Linked DNA regions of Homo sapiens: regions 2 and 3 are each linked to region 1. Evidence: chromatin loops called from intact Hi-C (ENCODE). Cell type or tissue: heart left ventricle. All regions are shown on one strand. Each heading gives the region's core, and the rest is flanking DNA. Links, peaks and the distances in the headings are about the cores only. Region 1 has its middle 21 kb from the start of RASSF10. Region 2 has its middle 93 kb from the start of RASSF10. Region 3 holds the start of LOC105376558 (a long non-coding RNA gene).

Region 1 (5,896 bases), core at 463-5,462:
TGAAGCCACTGGCTGAGGACCTAGAGGCAGAGAGATGAACAAGATCCCTCACAGAGCTCGCTGAGTGACCATCCCGGTACAGTATGGGTAAGTGCTGTGGCTTTCCTAGGAAAACCAATGAGGCCTCTCACACAGATTGTGGAGGCCAGGGATGGTGGGAGCAGATGATGGCTAAATTGAGATTTGAATGACCAGTTGGAGTTTGCCAATGAAATGAGGGAGTGGGGGGCAATCTATATAGGAAAACTAGAAAGTGAAAAAGGGCAGAAGAAGAGATGATACAAGCCAAGCTGAGAGGTGGACAGTGTGGGGAGGGGAGGCTGGAGAGGTTGGTTGGGGCCAGACCATGATGGGTCCCCACCAAGGTGACATGATGAAGACTTGGGCCTTTAACTTGAGACAAATGAGAAGACACTGGAAACTTAAAGGCAGAAACCCTAAGATGAGCCAATTTGCCTGCTTGCGTGACTTGGGCAACAGTGTGTGTGCTGGCTTGTTGTGTGCAAAATGGAAGTGAAGACAGGAGTCAGGCAGCTGATTCCTGATGCAGGTAAGATTCAGGTGGGGGTCTGAATGAAGGCAAAAGTGGTTGGGATGGAGAGATGAGGACAGGCTCATGGGATGCCGCAGAGGAAGAATAGACTCAGCTTGGCACTGGTTTGGATGTGCAGAGGGAGGAGGAGGGAGGACTCAGATAATGACTGGATTTCCGGCTTCAGAAACAGGTGGCCATTCACTGAGATAAGGAATACAGGAGGAGGAGCAGGTTTGGGGGAAGACAGTGCAGGAACTCAAACTCTCTTTGGGTGATATTTTGTCTATTTTAGTATTTCTAAGAGATAGCTAGCTACCAGAATCATCAAGAAGGTGGATATCTCAAGCCACGGAGGAACATATAAATCTTCCTGCCTTTGGTTGCCAGGGGCAGTTTTTGAAATGTACATACCAGGACAGATGCCTTAACCTAGGTAGCACAGGACCACACACTCTTTGGAAAAGCAACAGTGAAGACAACCTTTGTGTTTTGAGGAAATGAAAGCAGTTTATTTCCTGAGGGGAAAAAGTGTCATTTAGAGACAATACTGCTCAGTAGAGTAGAAGATCAATGTGGCTAACATCAGCTTTTTAGTAAGACCTAAAAGTAATGCAACTGCTGGAAAAAGCTCTATGATTTGGTGGAACATTTAAGGTTTGATCCCAGTAGTTCAAATCCAGGCTTTTCCACTTACTAATTCTATGACCTTAGTCAAATTATTTAACCAGAGAGGTTAAGAATAATAAGTGCCTAAAACAGTTGCTGTGACAACAGAGATTAGTACATTTTAGTGTTGCAAACATATTATACTGAACTGGGCGATGCCAAGTGCCTTGTCCCATTTGTCCATTCTTTCATTCATAGAGTCACAAACACCTACTACAGGTATCTACTAGGTGACAGACACTCTGGCAGTCCCAGAGGACATCAAGTTTACTAAGACGTGGTCCTTCAGAGTCAAGCAAGGATGAAAAAAGAAAAAAAGCAGAGAACCCAGGAATCAGGTGGTCCATTTTAGAAGAGAGTTGAAAAGGACCTGAACTAGGGCATGGGAAAAACAGACATGTACGAGCTGTTTAGGAGCTAGCCTCATTCACATGTCATGATGAATCATTGGTATAGGGTGAGAGAGGAGTAGCCTAGAATGAATCTCAGTATTCCAGCTTGGGCATAGGGAAAGATACGGGTGGGGGCTCCTTAGATGGTGTGGAATAGGTCTTGGCCAGCAGTGGGGGTAAGAGGTGGTGAAGTTACTTTGGAAGATATTGAGTTGAGGTGTGTGTGTGTGGATATTATCTGAAGACAGGACGGGGCAGCCATGGACAGGGATTTAGCTGCTCAAAGAAATGTGTAGAGTGGGAAGGGAAGAAGACTGAAGATGGGGCTCTGGAGAAGACTGATATTTAAACAGTAGATAAAAGGAGAGGAATACACAAAGACTAAGAAAGAACAGAGAAGTAGGAAAAGAAGGAAAAGGTAACATTGTGAAAATGACCTTTGAGGGAGTGAGTTTCAAGACTAGATGGCCACCTGACCTCATCAGGTTTGGCAATGTATAAATATAACCTTGAAAAGAGTAGTGCGAGTAGATTGGTGGAAACCAAAGCCACATTCAGTGGCTTGAGGAGCAAGTGGGAAGTGGGAAGTTGGAGACAGCAAGGAATAAGAACTCATTTGAGAGGTTTGGTATGATGGGGTAAAGATACGACTGTAGTTGTAAAAGGATGAAGGTCCAAGGAAGAATGGCAGACAAGGGGGAGGGAGATCCGAGATGAGGCTGAAGAAGTAGGTGGGAGGCACAACATGCAGAGCCCAGGAGGCCACAGGAAGGAGTTTGGATTGTATTTGCAATGTCCTGATTATCAGGGAACAGATTTAAGCAGGTGAATGATGTGACCTGACCCCTCTGGCTGCTCAGTCAATGACAGAGGAAGGGAACAACCAGGGTTTGACTTTCTCAAGGTGGAGACGGTCCATAATGAGGCCCTGGCAGTGGGTGGCTGAAGAGGTCTGCTGAAGGTGAGGGTCACCGAAGCCAGAAGCCAAAGCTGTTAGGAGACCCAAAGGACCCACGGTGATGCCAGGAATTGGAATGGAGAGAGGAAAAGGTCTGGGGTGAGGGAACAGCGGGAGGTCAGTCAATGGAAGCAGGGTCGTGACTCGGGAAGGTTTGCACTGGGGCAGTGGCTAAGGACAAGGGGACAAATGACCCTGTAACTCTGAGCATGTTCCTCCTCTGTTCAGCATTCATCAAAACTCTCTATTACCCACTGGAGAATGCCCAAACATCTCAGCCCTGTCCTGCACAATACATCTTAACAGCCTCATCTCCCACTCCACTCTCCCCCAGACCCATTGAACCACTTGAGGTTTCCTGAACATGCTATGCTGTCCATACCACTCTCCGTTTGCACACAGCACTCCTCCCATCTGAAATATCTGTCTCTTCTTCCCTCCCTTGCAAGAACCCCTACTTATCCTTTATGATCTGTTCAAATATCACTCCTCTGTAAACCTTTTCTCAAGTGCCCCGGCCATTCAGGGAGCCAATATTTACTGAACACCTATCACATGCCAGGCTCTGAGCAAGGCACATATTTATCTACTCTCTCCCCTGTGCTGCTCCATGCAAACGTCCCAGGCCTGCCAGCGAGTGGTGTCTGGCCCTGTGCCAGAACTCCCAGACTTGGCTCAATAATCACTAAATGTGAGAACCAGTCTCCATTGGAATCTCATCAACAGGAAGGGCTGGGCAGGTTTCTTCTCATTTCCTTGCCTTAGCTCCCACCTCAGCAGCTTCTGTGGCTATAAACAACAAAGGACACCTAGTGTGGGAGCTTCCCTGGTCTGTGAAACAGTGTTCTTGATTCATGGGGACATTGTGATCAGCTTTTACTGCAGTGCATTTTCCATATTTTGACTTATGGATACCTCAGTGCATGGCCTATTTGTATCTGGGCACCAGATGATTTTTCCCCAAGAGTCATTTGCTTTGCTGTAAGCAGAATGGAAGTAACTGAGAGAATCTCTTTGGGGGATATTCCTCTTAGAGTAGAGACATATGTAAGGTGGCAAAAGCACTCAGTCAGGGGCTGATATTTAGTAAACAAATATTTCATGAGATGAGTGCTGGGCCAGGATATGAGCTAGGCACTGAAGGACAAAGATGAACTTGGTCCCAGCCCTCTGGAATGTCAGAGCTGCTGTTCAACCTGCAGTGGAGCTGTTTCCCTCACCCTCCTCTTGGCATTGACACTCTCACTCATCTTTCAGCTTCAGCCTAAGCCTCCCCTTCTCTGGAAAGTCTTCCATGGGGCCAGCAGCTATGACAAGTTGTCTATCCAATACCTTTTTCCCTTCTTCCTTATAAATAAACTCTGGTTATATGGTATATTTTGAGTAGTATTGTATATAGTTGATGAATTTCATTTCTCAATCTCCCTGTCATTGAAATGCAAGAAGTTGGGTGATGTTTCTGACAAAGTGCCTTAAAAGGAAATGATTCAGCTGAAAGGTGCCCCCTATTTGCCCTCACTCACTTACTCCCTTTTCATTTCTGGACCTCAGATGTGATACCTGGAGCTCTTGCAGACACCTTGAACCATAAGGCAATCTTGCCAATGTAAGACACACTAACAATGGCAGAGAAGAAATATAGAGGGTGCTTGATGATCTTGAAACTACTCTAAAAGTCCTGGACTGTCTACCTCTGGATTTCTCCATGTCAGAGAAACAAACAAACCTTATATTATGCCACCTTTATTTTTGTTGCCTGTCCTGTGCAATTAAACCTGATCCTAACCAAAACAACCCCTAGGCTGCTTTACTCCTTTATCCTGATTTTTTTTTTTGGTAGCCCTTACTACTATCTAACATTTTTATTGGTCTCTGTTGCCCATTAGAATATAAGCTCCATGAGAATAGTGATTTCTCATGACCTAGAATAGTGCCTGGCATGCAATACAACCTCATTAAAAAGTTGCAGCACTTGTTATTGTTATACACACCCAGCACATTTCTTCTGTACAGTCATCATACTAATCACACTTGCAACCACGCAGTTAACATCTGCCTTCCCCACCAGGCTGTATACATCATATTGACAGGGAATATATATACACACACATATATATATATACACACATACATATATATATACACACATATACACGCTATATATATATACACACATATATAGTGTCTATATATATATATACATACACACATATATAGTGTCTATATATATATACACACACATATATACTGTGTATATATATAGTGTGTGTGTATGTGTGTCTTGCTCTGTGTTGTATCATCAGCATCTAGCTTAATGCCATTACATAAAGAATCCATAGAAATGCTATAAGTGGAGAAAATATTAATTTGCTGAATTGTGGGCAGGAGGAGGTGGCTGAGGAGGTAAGGGTGGTCTGACAGCAGTCTCTGTGAGAGGAGCAGTCCAAGTGGGGGCGGGAGGTGAGAACTGGAATATGTCTTCCAGGGAGCTGGAGGAAAGAGGGTCTCTTGGGAGGATCCTGGGATGGAAACTGTCCAGGCTTCTGGAAAGAGGTGAAGTGAGAAAGATGGCAGCTACCTGATGAGATTGTTCCCTGCAACCAGTTCTCCATCTTAAATTACTAAATGCATGAAATTCCTGATCTTATTAGGTGAGTTGTTGAAAATATTGAAGACATGGGGTAATGGGTGCTGTGTGTTGTAACAGGAGCAGCGCATTTGAACACAGGAGAGGAAATGCAGATAAACAGGATGGCGTAGGCCATGGCAATCACAGAAATTCTGTGAGAGACTCCTGACTGCTGGAGTGTCTGAAATGAATGGTTATGGACAAGTAGACATCATTTCCCATTGTTATGGCTTGAATTGTGTCCCCCGGCCCCTGCAAAAAAAATGTCGAAGTACTAATCTTCAGTACCTCAGAATGTGACCTTATTTGGGAATAGGATCTTTACAGAGGTAGTTACCTTAAAAGAAAGTCATTGAGATGGGCCCTAACCCAGTGTGACCAATGTCCTTATAAAAGGGGAAATTTGTGGGAACAAATTGTGAGGACAGAAGAAAAAAATTTTTTAAAAAAGGGAAATTTGGAGACCAGGTGCAGTTGCTCATACCTGTAATCCCAGCACTCTGGGAGGCCGAGGCAGGTGGATCACTTGAGGTCAGCAGTTCAAGACCAGCCTGGCCAACATGGGGAAACCCTGTCTCTATAAAAATACAAAAATTAACTGGGAATGATGGTGGGTGCCTGTAATCCCAGCTACTCGGGAGGCTGAGGTGGGAGAATCACTTGAACCCAGGAGGCGGAGGTTGTAGTGAGCCAAAATTGCACCACTGCTACTCCAG
Region 2 (5,896 bases), core at 297-5,296, 71 kb after region 1:
CCCTCTAAGGGATACTACCACACGGGCAGCCCCCCATTTCCAGGTGGCCATATTGAGTACCATAAGAAGGTGCTTCCCTAACCACAACTGATTAGAGACCAAGGGTGGGTTGAACCCAAGGCAGCCAATTATCAATTATAGGATGTGAAGTGGCATGAAAAGACATTAATTAGGCCAATCAGATTACCACTGTTGGGAACCGGGAAATGTGGAGAATCCAAGCCAGTCATCAGCAGGTCAGATGTATCAAAAAGTCGTGTCATAACAAAAGAGGCTGGGGAAGCCATAGTGAAGTATGTATGCAGAGAGGATTCTGGTCAGCTGGAAGAAGAAAGTGGAGCAGATGCGCAGAGAGAAATAGAAAGTTAAGAAATTTTGAGAAATAAGAAAGATGGACTGGGCATGGTGGCTCGTTCCTGTAATATCAGCACTTTGGGAGACCGACACAGGAGGATCACTTGAGCCAAGGAGTTCAATACCAGTCTGGGCAACATAGTGAGACTTTGTCTCTACAAAAAAAATAAAAATAAAATTAGCCATGTATGGTGGCATGCACCTATGGTCCCAGCTACTTGGGAGGCTGAGGTGAGAGGACTGCTTCAGCTCGGGAAGTCGAGGCCGCAGTGAGTCGAGATCACACCATTACACTCTAGCCTGGGCAACAGAGGGAGACCTTGTCTCTTAACCGAAAAAAAATAAATAAATAAAAGAAAGAAAGAAAGAAAAGAAAGAAACCTGGTTAATAGCATCAGGTAAAAGCAGGTTATAAATGCTCTCTGGCTCAAGGAACACGTAGCCTTAATTTGAGCAAGCTTAAGAGGGCAATGAAATACCTGTCAACAATGAAATGGAAGCAATATTTAATGAGCCTTTATTGTATGCAAGGTACTTGAGGAGCATTTCATGTATTCTCTATCATTTTTGCTCACAATAGCACTAAAAATATGCATTATAGTGCCGCCTGCTGTACTTTATCATCTACTTTTCCTTACTGTAGAGGTAAGAAAAATTAATGGACTGTCTAGCACCTGTCCAAATGATAGTCACTTGTCACATGTGGCTATTAAGCACTTAAAATGTAGCTAGTGCAAATTGAGATGTGCTGTAAGTGTGTAACACACCAAATTTTGAAATAGAGTACAAAAATAAAAAAGAATGTAAAATATCTCATTAATGATTTTCAGTTGGTAACATGTTGAAATGATATATGTTGGATATAGTGGGTTGAATAAAATAAATATTAAAATTAATTTCACCTGTTTCTGTTTACTTAGTGAATGTAGCTACAAGAAAATTAAAAATTACATATGTGGGTCATATTTGTGACTCACATTATGTTTCTTCTGGACAGTGCTGGTCTAGTTTGTTGTTTTATGAAACCAGAAACAGTGACATATAAATAGAAGAAAAGTGTAAGCTTCCTTGATTAGGCCATATTCACCGCTAGTCCTCATATTGGAAAATAAATTCCATACATATTGAGCAAGTACATTGTGCTAGTGTCCAAAGATGGTGGCCATAATTCTTCTCCTCCCAATATAAGCATGCCCCTCCTCCCATCAAGAAACAGAGCCTATTTCCCCTTCTCTTGAATCTGGCCTGGCCTTGTAACCTGCTGTGACCAATAGAATGTGATGGAGGTAATGGTTATGCCAGTTTTGAGTGTAGCCTTTAAGAGGCCTGGTAGCTCCTACTTTTGCTCTTGGATAATCCGCATGCTGGAAAGAAGCTTTGGCTAGACTCCTGAATGGAAAGAAAGGCCAAGTAGAGGAGTGCTTAAATGCTAGACATGAGTGAGGTCTTCAAGACCCTTCCAGCATAGCCAAAGTGGCCTGCAACACAGCGTAACCAGTGACCCAGCAGATGTCACGTAGAACAGACAAACTGCTGTGCCAAACACAGCCAAAAGGTAGAACCATGAGAAACAATAAACTGTTTCAAAGCCACTAAGTTTCAGGGTGGTTTGTTACACAGCAATAAATAATTAAAGTGTGCCTTCTGCGTGCAAAACTCTGTGATAGACAGACCCTGGGAGTGACAACATAACCAAGAATGCTTCCTGCCCTCAGTTTGCTTAGAATCTCAAGGGAGACATCAGGCACATATTAAAAATAACTGTAAGCCGGGCGCGGTGGCTCACGCCTGTAATCCCAGCACTTTGGGAGGCCGAGGCGGGCGGATCACGAGGTCAGGAGATCGAGACCATCCCGGCTAAAACGGTGAAACCCCGTCTCTACTAAAAATACAAAAAAATTAGCCGGGCGTAGTGGCGGGCGCCTGTAGTCCCAGCTACTTGGAAGGCTGAGGCAGGAGAATGGCGTGAACCCGGGAGGCGGAGCTTGCAGTGAGCCGAGATCCCGCCACTGCACTCCAGCCTGGGCGACAGAGCGAGACTCCGTCTCAAAAATAAAAAATAAAAATAAAAAAAAAAAGAATAAAAATAACTGTAGCATGGGATGGGGTAGGTGTTTTAAGTTTAATATTGCAGTGGTTGTTTGGCCTCACACAGGATTTCATACTTTCTTGGGCCCTGGCTTGCTTTCTAGGCTCTCTTTGCTGACTTACAGCAGGTCCCAGGGACTCAGACTTGGCCTTTTCAGCAGTTGCTTCCACTTATTGGATACCTTACGGCCCTTTTCTTCCCCATGTGAGCCTGGTGAGGAGGGAGGCAGCAATCTCTCCTGGCTCTCCATAAGGACAGATTCACGAGTCTAACTGCTGCTTCCAATAGAAGCACAGGCAGAGAGAAAAAGAGTTACAAATACGGGGACGTAGCACAAATGCTGGACTCTGTAAGACTCAATAAGTAAAACTATGTAAGGTTTTTATTTTCTACTGGGCCAGACTTCCTGACCTCTCCCAGAATGTAGAGAATAGATTCTGTAGGGCTTTTAACCTCCACTGTTATTCCAAGGATGGGGCTCAGCTTCCTTCTTTTCCTTTCTGACTCTGTCTATATCAAGGGTCCCGTGGGTTGTTCCTTTCCATTGTGGTCTCACTGCCCAGCTTTAAGGCACCATCCTGGCACAGTGATAGGTTTACCTTTGTCTAAAAGTGTCCATTTGCATCTCTGTGGCCTTCTTGCCTGGGTGACACCCACTTGATTAGGCATTTGCCCAGTGTGAGATCAGAGTCCCTCATTTACATTTCCCCACAATAGTGAATGGCTTACAGGCTGTTCAAATACAGTTTCTAAACAGTGAATAATTCAGCCAGAAAGCCAGCCTTTTAAGGTTTGGATTTGGGGCATTTCTGAGAGCTCTAAACCCTTTGCATTGACACTGTGGACTACCACTGAAAGTAGAACCAGAGCAAGAAAACAGAGGAACTCAGCTGGGTTACTGCAGACCCTTCACTACTTCCCATGCAGGGCTTCATCAATAACTCAGGGAGAAAGGCTCTCTAGTTAAAACCAAACCCACAAAGAAGAGTCACTGTTTAGATTCTAAATAGAGTGCATGCAAGAGACAAAAATCACATGTGGTCAAAATTATCCCTCAACATCATTTACAGACTGCAAATAGAGAAGACATTGTTGTGCATTTACAACCCTGGACAGTAATTCTTACGGCCATTGGAAGTGTAAGACCATCGAGTGATAAGCCAAAAACAAAAAAAACAAAAAAAAAAAACAAAAACAAAAAAAAGGAAGAAAACTAAAGTCTACCGAAAGATGTCTGCTTTCAAAGTATTTTGCCTCTGAGATAACTCCTAAATCCCCAGCCGTAGTTATTCTTATTCTTCACACATCTCTAGTAGGGAATGGGGACTGAGTAGAAAATAATAACAGCAGGCAATGCTCATAACAGCAGGCACTGTTCTAACTGCCTTATATTAGCTCGTGCAATCTTTACTACAATAGGAAACATTATCCCTATTTTACAGAAGAGTAAACTGAGGCATACAGAGCTGGTGGAAATTATCTGAGGTTTCTCACTAGAATACTCAGTGAGACCGTGTTCAGGAGTGGGTGGCTGACAGGACTGACATCCTACAGGAATGGCATAAAGACTATTTTAAAATGAAGATATTTGAAATATGGAAGATGCAGAAAGAAGCCTTTTCTGAGCTTCCCTTATCGGACTAAAGGCAGAGCTCCTTGAAAATGAAATTGCCATAAATCCCCTCTCCAGGAGAGCTGACAGCCAAGGAGACTGGTCATTAGCACAAGGCAGAGAAATTGCATAAATACACATTATCACCAATTGTCATACCCTCCATTTATCTCCACTGAAAGCTCATTTATCCTCTCACAGAAGCCCTTTCTCCCCACCCCCTTTCCCCAGTGAAGTTGGTATATAAACCTTTATTCCTCACTGCTCGGCTATCAATGCTCCCACATGCATGTGGATTTAAAAGAAAGTTTTTCTCCCAACGAGGTGAATGGGTTACTCGTGAAAGAAATGCAGGATTTCAATAAATGAAACTGAGAGGACCAGGTGTGGTGGCTTATGCCTGTAATCCCAGAACTTTGGGATGCTGAGGTGGATGGACTGCTTGAACGCTGGAGTTATTGAGACCAGACTGGGCAACATGGAGAAACCCATCTCTACAAAATATATAAAAATTAGGCAGTGTGGTGGTGTGCGCCTGTGGTCCCAGCTATACAGGAGGCTGAGACATGAGAATCACCTGAACCCAGAAGGTGGAAAATGTAGTGAGCAGAGATTGCACCACTGCACTCCAGCCTGGGCAACAGAGTGGGACTCTGAAAAAAAGAAAGAAAAAGAGAAAGAGAGAGAGAGTACTCCAGCCTGGGCAACAGAGTGAGACACTAAGAAAGAAAGAAAAGAAAAAGAGAAAAAGAAAGAAGAAAGAAAGAAGGAAAGAAAGAAAGAAAGAAAGAAAGAAAGAAAGAGAGGAAGGAAGAAAGAAAGAAAAGAAAAGAAAAAAGGAGGAGGAGGATAGGAAGGAAGAGAGAAAGGAAGAAAGAAAGGAAGAAAGAAAAGAAAAAAAAGAAAAGAAAAGAAGAAGGAGAGGAGGATAGGAAGGAAGAGAGAAAGGAAGAAAGAAAAAGAAAGAAAGAGAAAGAAAGAAAGAAAAAGAAAGAAAGTAAGAGATGTTTGGATGGAAGCCATGTGAACAAAGGAATAGAGGAAGGAAAATACAGGGCAGGTTCGGGGAATGTTCTGCTGTGACTGGAGCAAAGGGTGAATGGAAATCCAGTATAGGAAGCTGAGGCTGGATAACCAAATTACAGCCAACTGGTGGGAGAGTCTTAGACCTTGAGATTTGGGAGGATCCCTAACCCACCTTCTTCATTAGAGCAATAGAAGAGAAACAAGACCAGTGTCTTGGAGAGTATCAATGGCTGGTCAATACCAAAAGGCAAGTAAACGGCAGAGATGGAGGCTAAAGCTCCTGACTCTGAACTCCCTCCCCAGTTTCTTCTTCGCTGCAGCGTGCTGCCTCCTTTGAGATGGATATGGGAGGCAGGTGGAGTTGGTGATGGGACAGAGCTCTCCTGTGTGTTGCCCAGCCTCATTGCCTGCTTTCCTTCTCCAGACACAGTGTAATATCAGTGTTGGCTCCAAACAGCCAGGAGTGGCCAACATGACACGTACCCCTCTGTCCCTATCCTGTGCTGTCAAGCACCTTGTATATAGGCTGTTCCCAAGAGCAGACCAGGAGTGAAGTAGGGCAAGGGGCCCCATTCTTCTCAGCCCAACCAGCACTGGCCATTTCCTCTCTTGGCATGATTTTAGAATTTCCCATTCTCCTCCCTACTGCATTTCCTGCTCAAAGTAGATTTTTTTCCTAGGTCAACTCAGCTGCTCTCTAATTCGGGCAAAACTAGAGATGCAGAGAAAAATGAGAACCTGTTGGGGTTATTTTGGCCTATTGTTCCACACTACAGAGACATTAGATAACGACCTGATCCTGTACCTCTCCTACT
Region 3 (5,896 bases), core at 317-5,316, 84 kb after region 1:
TGCTTAGATTGACAGTTTGTTCTTAGTGTGCTCAGATTGGTTTCTAGAAATGACTGGTTGTTTTACCAAATGCTCAAAAGCTCTCAGTTATGGTTGTGTTCCCCCAAAATTCATAGTTGAAGCCCTAAGGTGCAGTGCCTTAGAATGCGACCTTATTTGGAAATAGGGTCAGTGCAGATGTAAGCACTCAAGATCAAGTCGTACTGGAGTAGGGTGGACCCCAATCCAATATGACTAGTATCTTTAGAAAAAGAGGGAATTTGGACACAAACACACACACACACACAAACAGACAGTGTTATGTGAAGATGAAGGCTGAGTGCACGGTGATGCTTCTACAAGCCAAAGAATGTCAAAGACTGCCAGAAAACCACCAGAAGCTAGGAGAGGGGCAACCCTGCTGACACCTTGATCTCAGACTTCTTGACTCCAGAACTGTGAGACAATAAACTTCTGTTGTTGAAACCACCGAGCTTGGTATTTTGTTAGGGACTTAATAGAATATCTTAAAATTTTTGTTTCAGAATCTTTCTCAGAATTGATTGCAAGACCACTGGTCTACTCTCTGTGAAACCCACCTCCTTTTCACTTTTAATATTAAATGGATCTTACCATATTTATCATCCCAAGATTTTTCTTTTCTCAATAATTCCTATAAGCAAGATCAAAACAACAAAAAATCAGTAAAATGTTTGCAAGCAATTGTGCTCAAATTAGTGCCAATTTCCTCTTTCTGAAAAACAAAAGCAAAAACAAAACAGAACTAAAGCCTGGCTGCACCCAACCTTTCTGACTGGCTCTTAGTTCAAATGGATGAGTAAATTGATGATGGCAAAATACTACCATGTTTTCAGCAGACATATTGCACCTGAACTGGGGATAAATGGCTTCTTTTTCTCAGAACTCGGGTGCATGCACAAGGAGGAGTCACACTAGAAACACTGCAGAACAACTGTTGCTGGCAGAAAGAGGACCTGAGAAAATGAAAGAAGCTAAGCCGGATGTGGTGGCTCACATCTGTAATCCCAGCACTTTGGGAGGCCGAGGTGGATAGATCACTTGAAGTCTGGATTTCGAGACCTGCCTGGCCAACATGGTGAAACTCCGTCTCTGCTAAAAATACAAAAATTAGCTGGGTGTGGTGGCACATGCCTGTAATCCCAGCTACTCAGGAGGCTGAGGCAGGAGAACTGCTTGAACCTGGGAGGCAGAGGTTGCAGTGAGCTGAGATCGTGCAATTGTACTCCAGCCTGGGCAAAGAGAGCGAAACTCCGTCTCAAAAAAACAAAAGACAATGAAAGAAGCTGTGTAAATAGGACCCGCAGCCCTGTTGGAGGGAGGGACCCTCTTGATGAATCTAACACAACAGCGCACTTCAGACAGAGACAACTGGGACACTGGGCTCCAGGGAGGCTTAGCAGAAATCTCTGTGACCCATGGGTCACTGGGACCTGGTGCACATGTCTCCCAGTCACAGGGACCTGGAACTTCTGCCCCAGCTCCAAACCCTACTTGCTCTGGAGTACTGGCTACTATAGACATAGGTCAATTAATCTTGATGACACAGTTTCAGAAGCCTCAGAATGTCTTCTCCTGTTTTGAGGTCCCCTTGGGGCCTCCTGTCGGAGTGTAGGCTAGAGCTTGGGCAGTTGGCTGCAAGGCTCAACAGAAGGGAAGGGAAGCGTTCATCAGGTTTCCCTCATCCCTTGCTTGGTCTTTGCAAGAGCCTCTGCCTTCCCTGCCTAAAAGTGGTTTTGTTCTAGGTGGGAGGAGAGAGAGGGTACGAGGTGTGGAGTATAGGCAGGGCAGTTTGCCGGGAGTCTGGGCCTGTATATTCCTACAAGCAGTACCAGGTTTAAAAGATCTGAGTGGGGTCCGGGCGCGGTGGCTCACGCCTGTAATCCCAGCACTTTGGGAGGCCGAGGCGGGCGGATCACGAGGTCAGGAGATCGAGACCATCCCGGCTAAAACGGTGAAACCCCATCTCTACTAAAAATACAAAAAATTAGCCGGGCGTAGTGGCGGGCGCCTGTAGTCCCAGCTACTTGGGAGGCTGAGGCAGGAGAATGGCGTGAACCCGGGAGGCGGAGCTTGCAGTGAGCCGAGATCCCGCCACTGCACTCCAGCCTGGGCGACAGAGCGAGACTCCGTCTCAAAAAAAAAAAAAAAAAAAAAAAGATCTGAGTGGGTTCTTCGAGGAACCAGCCAGAATTGGGCAGCTTCTGGTCCACACTGCAGCTGCCTCGACCCAACTTATCCATACTCTAACCCTCAGCTGACGCATTCTCTAAAGGGTACCCAGAAGGTAGGGAGGAAGAAGCAGATGGGGAGTGTCTGGGGAGCTGCCTGAGGATCCCAGATGCCAGGCACTCACCAAGTGGGGGACTGAGCTCCTTAAATGATGCCACCCCTTTGGGCCATAAATCCACTCACTGATCAAACAGGGCCCACCTTGGGGACATTCAGAAGCCCTTCTCTGTTTTCTTTCCCACCCTCATCACCTCCCCCAGAGTCACCTCAGTCTTCTGCTCCCCCTCTATTGTGCCTGGCCCCAGCTCTGTTTCAGGAAGGCATAGATTGTATCTACAGTTCCTGGGACCTCTAAGAAGAGGCTCTGGTCTTTCATAGTCTTCAGAATATGACATCCTAAAAACAAACCTTTCTCTTGCTAATATCAACTACTTCCTAGCTCAACTTGGATGACTTGTCTTGCCGACAAAGCCTGTTTGTTTAAGCAGCCACAAAAAAACCCAGGAAGAGGTGAGAAGAAAACTGTCCTGCCACAGCAGCATAGCAGAGAAGAAACCATCTGAGTCCAGCTGCACTCTAGGGTGAAGGGGAGAACCTTGCCAGAGGGTCAGGGTGCACACTCTCGCTGAACTTTCCTGGAAGGGGACACAAAGAGTTAAAGAAATGCATTTAAATGAGCACTGTAGCTTGAAACCAAAGCTCCCAGGCCTCTTTCAGAACCTGGAGCCAGGGAAGTGTCTATTGTCAACAAATGCCACCACCGGACCAATAGCAAGCCAGAGTGTGGCTCTGAGAGAGGGGCCTCTGGGTGTCACCAGGCAACAGGCACAAAGGAACCTGGATCAACTGCCCAGCAGATGATGACACTGCTCCACAGCTCCACCCACTGTCCCCCAGCAGCTTCTGCTCCAGCACAGCCAGGTGGGAGAACAACACGCTCCAGATACTCCCAAGATCAAATGACCATCAGTCTTGGGCTGTGGGGGGAAAGCAGGTGGTACAGAAAAGGCTTTATTTGGAAACTTTATTACAGTTTTTTGAAAAGGCTGGGCAGACGGCAAAGGTGAAGATTTGTAAGTAAAAAAGGAAGTGTTGCTGCAAACTAAAGCAAGACGCATATGTCTTTCTTCTGTTCATGTTCTTATAAGTCAAGAGATGGGCACAACCTGGTGGCTTTCCCTAGATGCTGAGTGAGAAGCTCTGGGCAAATTTTCTAAATTACACTGAAGGAGACTGTAAAGTGAAACCTAAGGATGCTTGTTTCTCATTGCCACAAAGTACACTCCCTTCAGGTCACAGAGCCAGAGGAGGGTAAGCAATCACCCATGCAAAGCCTTCTTATCTCAAACTAATGAAAAGTTGAAGAAATCCTTTCATTCCATCAGGCAGTTTTTCACTGAACCTTTACAGCAACGGCAGGGCCTGGGCTAGGTTCTGGGGCTGCAGAGATGAATTGCTCCCTTTCCCCTCAGGAGGTCTGGCCATTCCCAAATGTTCACTGTCTTATCCACCCTATAAGCCAAAGACTCTCAAGTTTATATTCCCAGCCCATTCCATACCCTCCTTTTCCAAAACACCAACCCAATGTATCAAATACTTTTCTATATATCTTCTCATGGGTTTCCACAGGCTCGCCAAGCTCAACATGCCCCAAGCTCAAGGATTCATCTCTCTATCGGCAAACCTGTTCTACTGCATGAGCTTTCCTCTGTGGGGGTCTTAGGGAATAACAGTACCTTTCCCCATTTTGTGGGTTGAATTGAAAGCTAAGAGAGAGGCCTGAAACAGATCCTTCCTTAGTGCCTTCAGAAGGTGCATGACTCTGCTGACACCTTGATTTTAAACTTCTGGCCTCCAGAACTGTGAAACAATAAATGACTGTTGTTCTAAGCCACGAGTGTGGTGTACTTTGTTATGACAGCCCTTGGAAACTAACACACTCCCATTAAACATTGTTCAAGAAAGGAGCCTGAGAGCTTCCACCCAGTCTTCCCCTCCATTGCCACCTCTATCCTTCACCTGCAGCCATAACCAATAAGCCACCAAACCCATCCATTTTACCTGCAGGATACCACTGCCAGTACCCATTTATCTTCATTCCCGCTGTACCCCTATGGAGCAGACCACCATCCCTTCTCATCAGTCTTTCCTAACTGCTGTCCCTGCCTCCAGTAATATCTCCTGCTTGTCTGTTCTTTGAGTTGCAGCCAGAATTATCTTTCAATGTGCGAATCTGAGATGCCATTTCCCTGCTTAAAACTTTTCAGAGGCTCCTCATTGCTCCTAGGAGGAAGTTTAGACTTCTCAAAGGGCTCAAAAGATGCAGAATAATGCAGTCCTTGGTCTCCTCTCTGCCCTCATCTCTTGCCAGACTCTTGACAGTATTATTCTCTGGTAATACTGGGCATCTCTCTCTCCTAAATGTAATGATATGTGAGGAATGTTTTCTCTTGCCACCAGCATTCCCATATGCCGTTCCTTCTGCCTGGGGCGTATTTCCCTGCACTCTTCATCTTCAGAACTGCTACTTCTCACAGTGCTTTGCAATTGCCTCTTGATCTGTTGGCATCCCACCCCAGATCCCAGCTCCTAGGGGAGAGAAGTCTTGTCTATCTTGCTCATGGGGGTATTTGCAGTGCCCAGCACAGTGTCTGGGATAGAATAGGTACCCAAGAATCATTTGTTGATGAACTGACTGATTGACTGACTGACTGAAATATGACTCCTGCCCCCAATGGGTTCAGCCCAGAGAGTAGACAGTAGTGTGGCAAAGCAGTTCAACAGCGCAGAAATAGGACTCAGATTCAGCTTGAGAACATTTCACATAGTTGACGAGCCTTCAAGTTGGGCCTTAAAAATGTGTAAGTGTAATAGGTTCATTGCCTGATGTGCATGGCAAGTCAATACACTGAGACCCTGGGTTGCAGCAGATAAAGAGGTTTACTTGTGAGGCTGCTGGACAAGATGATGGGAAGAAACCTCACATCTGCCTCCTTGAGGAGTTTGGGGCTAGGGTTTTTAAGAGTTTTGGAGTGGGCCGAAGTGTGGTGATTGTTGATCGGTAAGATTGCAGGCTGAAATCATGGAACAAGGAGATAAAGAAACCATATTCTCAGGCTGTTTTTATTCTTCTTTGGGGTCTTTAAACTGGATGATGTCAGCTGTTTCGCTGGAATTCCGGATGTGAAAAACATCTTAAGCAATTCCCAAATAAAAGCCTTAAGATACTAATATCAGAAACCCTATTTTTAGGAACAATAGGAATGCAAATGGTGAGTATCTAGTGTTATCTGGCTTTCAGCTATAAGGAAGTGTGTCAAAGTGCAGCATGATTAATGCTTAATTGTAACTATATTCTGTCCAGTTCTTGTTCATCCTGTGAGGACAGTTTCAGGTGAACAGGAATTGGCCAGAATAGAAAGGGAGCAGGGTGGAGAAGGCCATTTTACGCAAAGAAGATGCTGTGGATAAAGAAACATGTACGTTTGGGGGAATGGTGGGAATATTTTGTGTGCCTAGAGTATGGTCTGCAGAAATTGAGCTAATGTAGCCTGGGATTGAAATGTGAATCCTCCAAGGATTTTTTTTTTTTTTTTCATAAAAACCTCAATTACTTTCCCTCAACGTGAAACAGCATAAAGCAAGT

Evidence for each region. Peaks named below come from ENCODE experiments on the same cell type or tissue, not always from the same donor. Only the 100,000 strongest peaks of a DNase experiment are listed, where the experiment ranks them.
Region 2: it touches region 1 in a loop (3.0-fold over the local background); 3 of 110 quality-filtered maps call a loop at or near these places.
Region 3: it touches region 1 in a loop (2.3-fold over the local background); 3 of 110 quality-filtered maps call a loop at or near these places.

The regions. Positions count from the first base shown.
Region 1 is chr11:13,027,830-13,033,725 of GRCh38, forward strand. No RefSeq gene overlaps it. Among named protein-coding and RNA genes, the nearest start is that of RASSF10, 21 kb to the left of the region's middle. In heart left ventricle, for the core only: no CTCF peak of the experiment used is centred there; a DNase peak (open chromatin) is centred at 3,192; H3K27ac peaks cover 644 bases; H3K27me3 peaks cover 328 bases.
Region 2 is chr11:13,099,179-13,105,074 of GRCh38, forward strand. No RefSeq gene overlaps it. Among named protein-coding and RNA genes, the nearest start is that of RASSF10, 93 kb to the left of the region's middle. RefSeq lists an enhancer at 2,688-3,646. In heart left ventricle, for the core only: no CTCF peak of the experiment used is centred there; no DNase peak of the experiment used is centred there; H3K27ac peaks cover 120 bases.
Region 3 is chr11:13,111,960-13,117,855 of GRCh38, forward strand. LOC105376558 (a long non-coding RNA gene) reads right to left here and starts at 1,022. Exons shown (of 3, transcript XR_931043.1): 1 at 613-1,022. LOC124902635 (a long non-coding RNA gene) reads left to right here and starts at 3,116. Exons shown (of 2, transcript XR_007062599.1): 1 at 3,116-3,561; 2 at 3,880-4,140. In heart left ventricle, for the core only: a CTCF peak has its summit at 3,124; no DNase peak of the experiment used is centred there.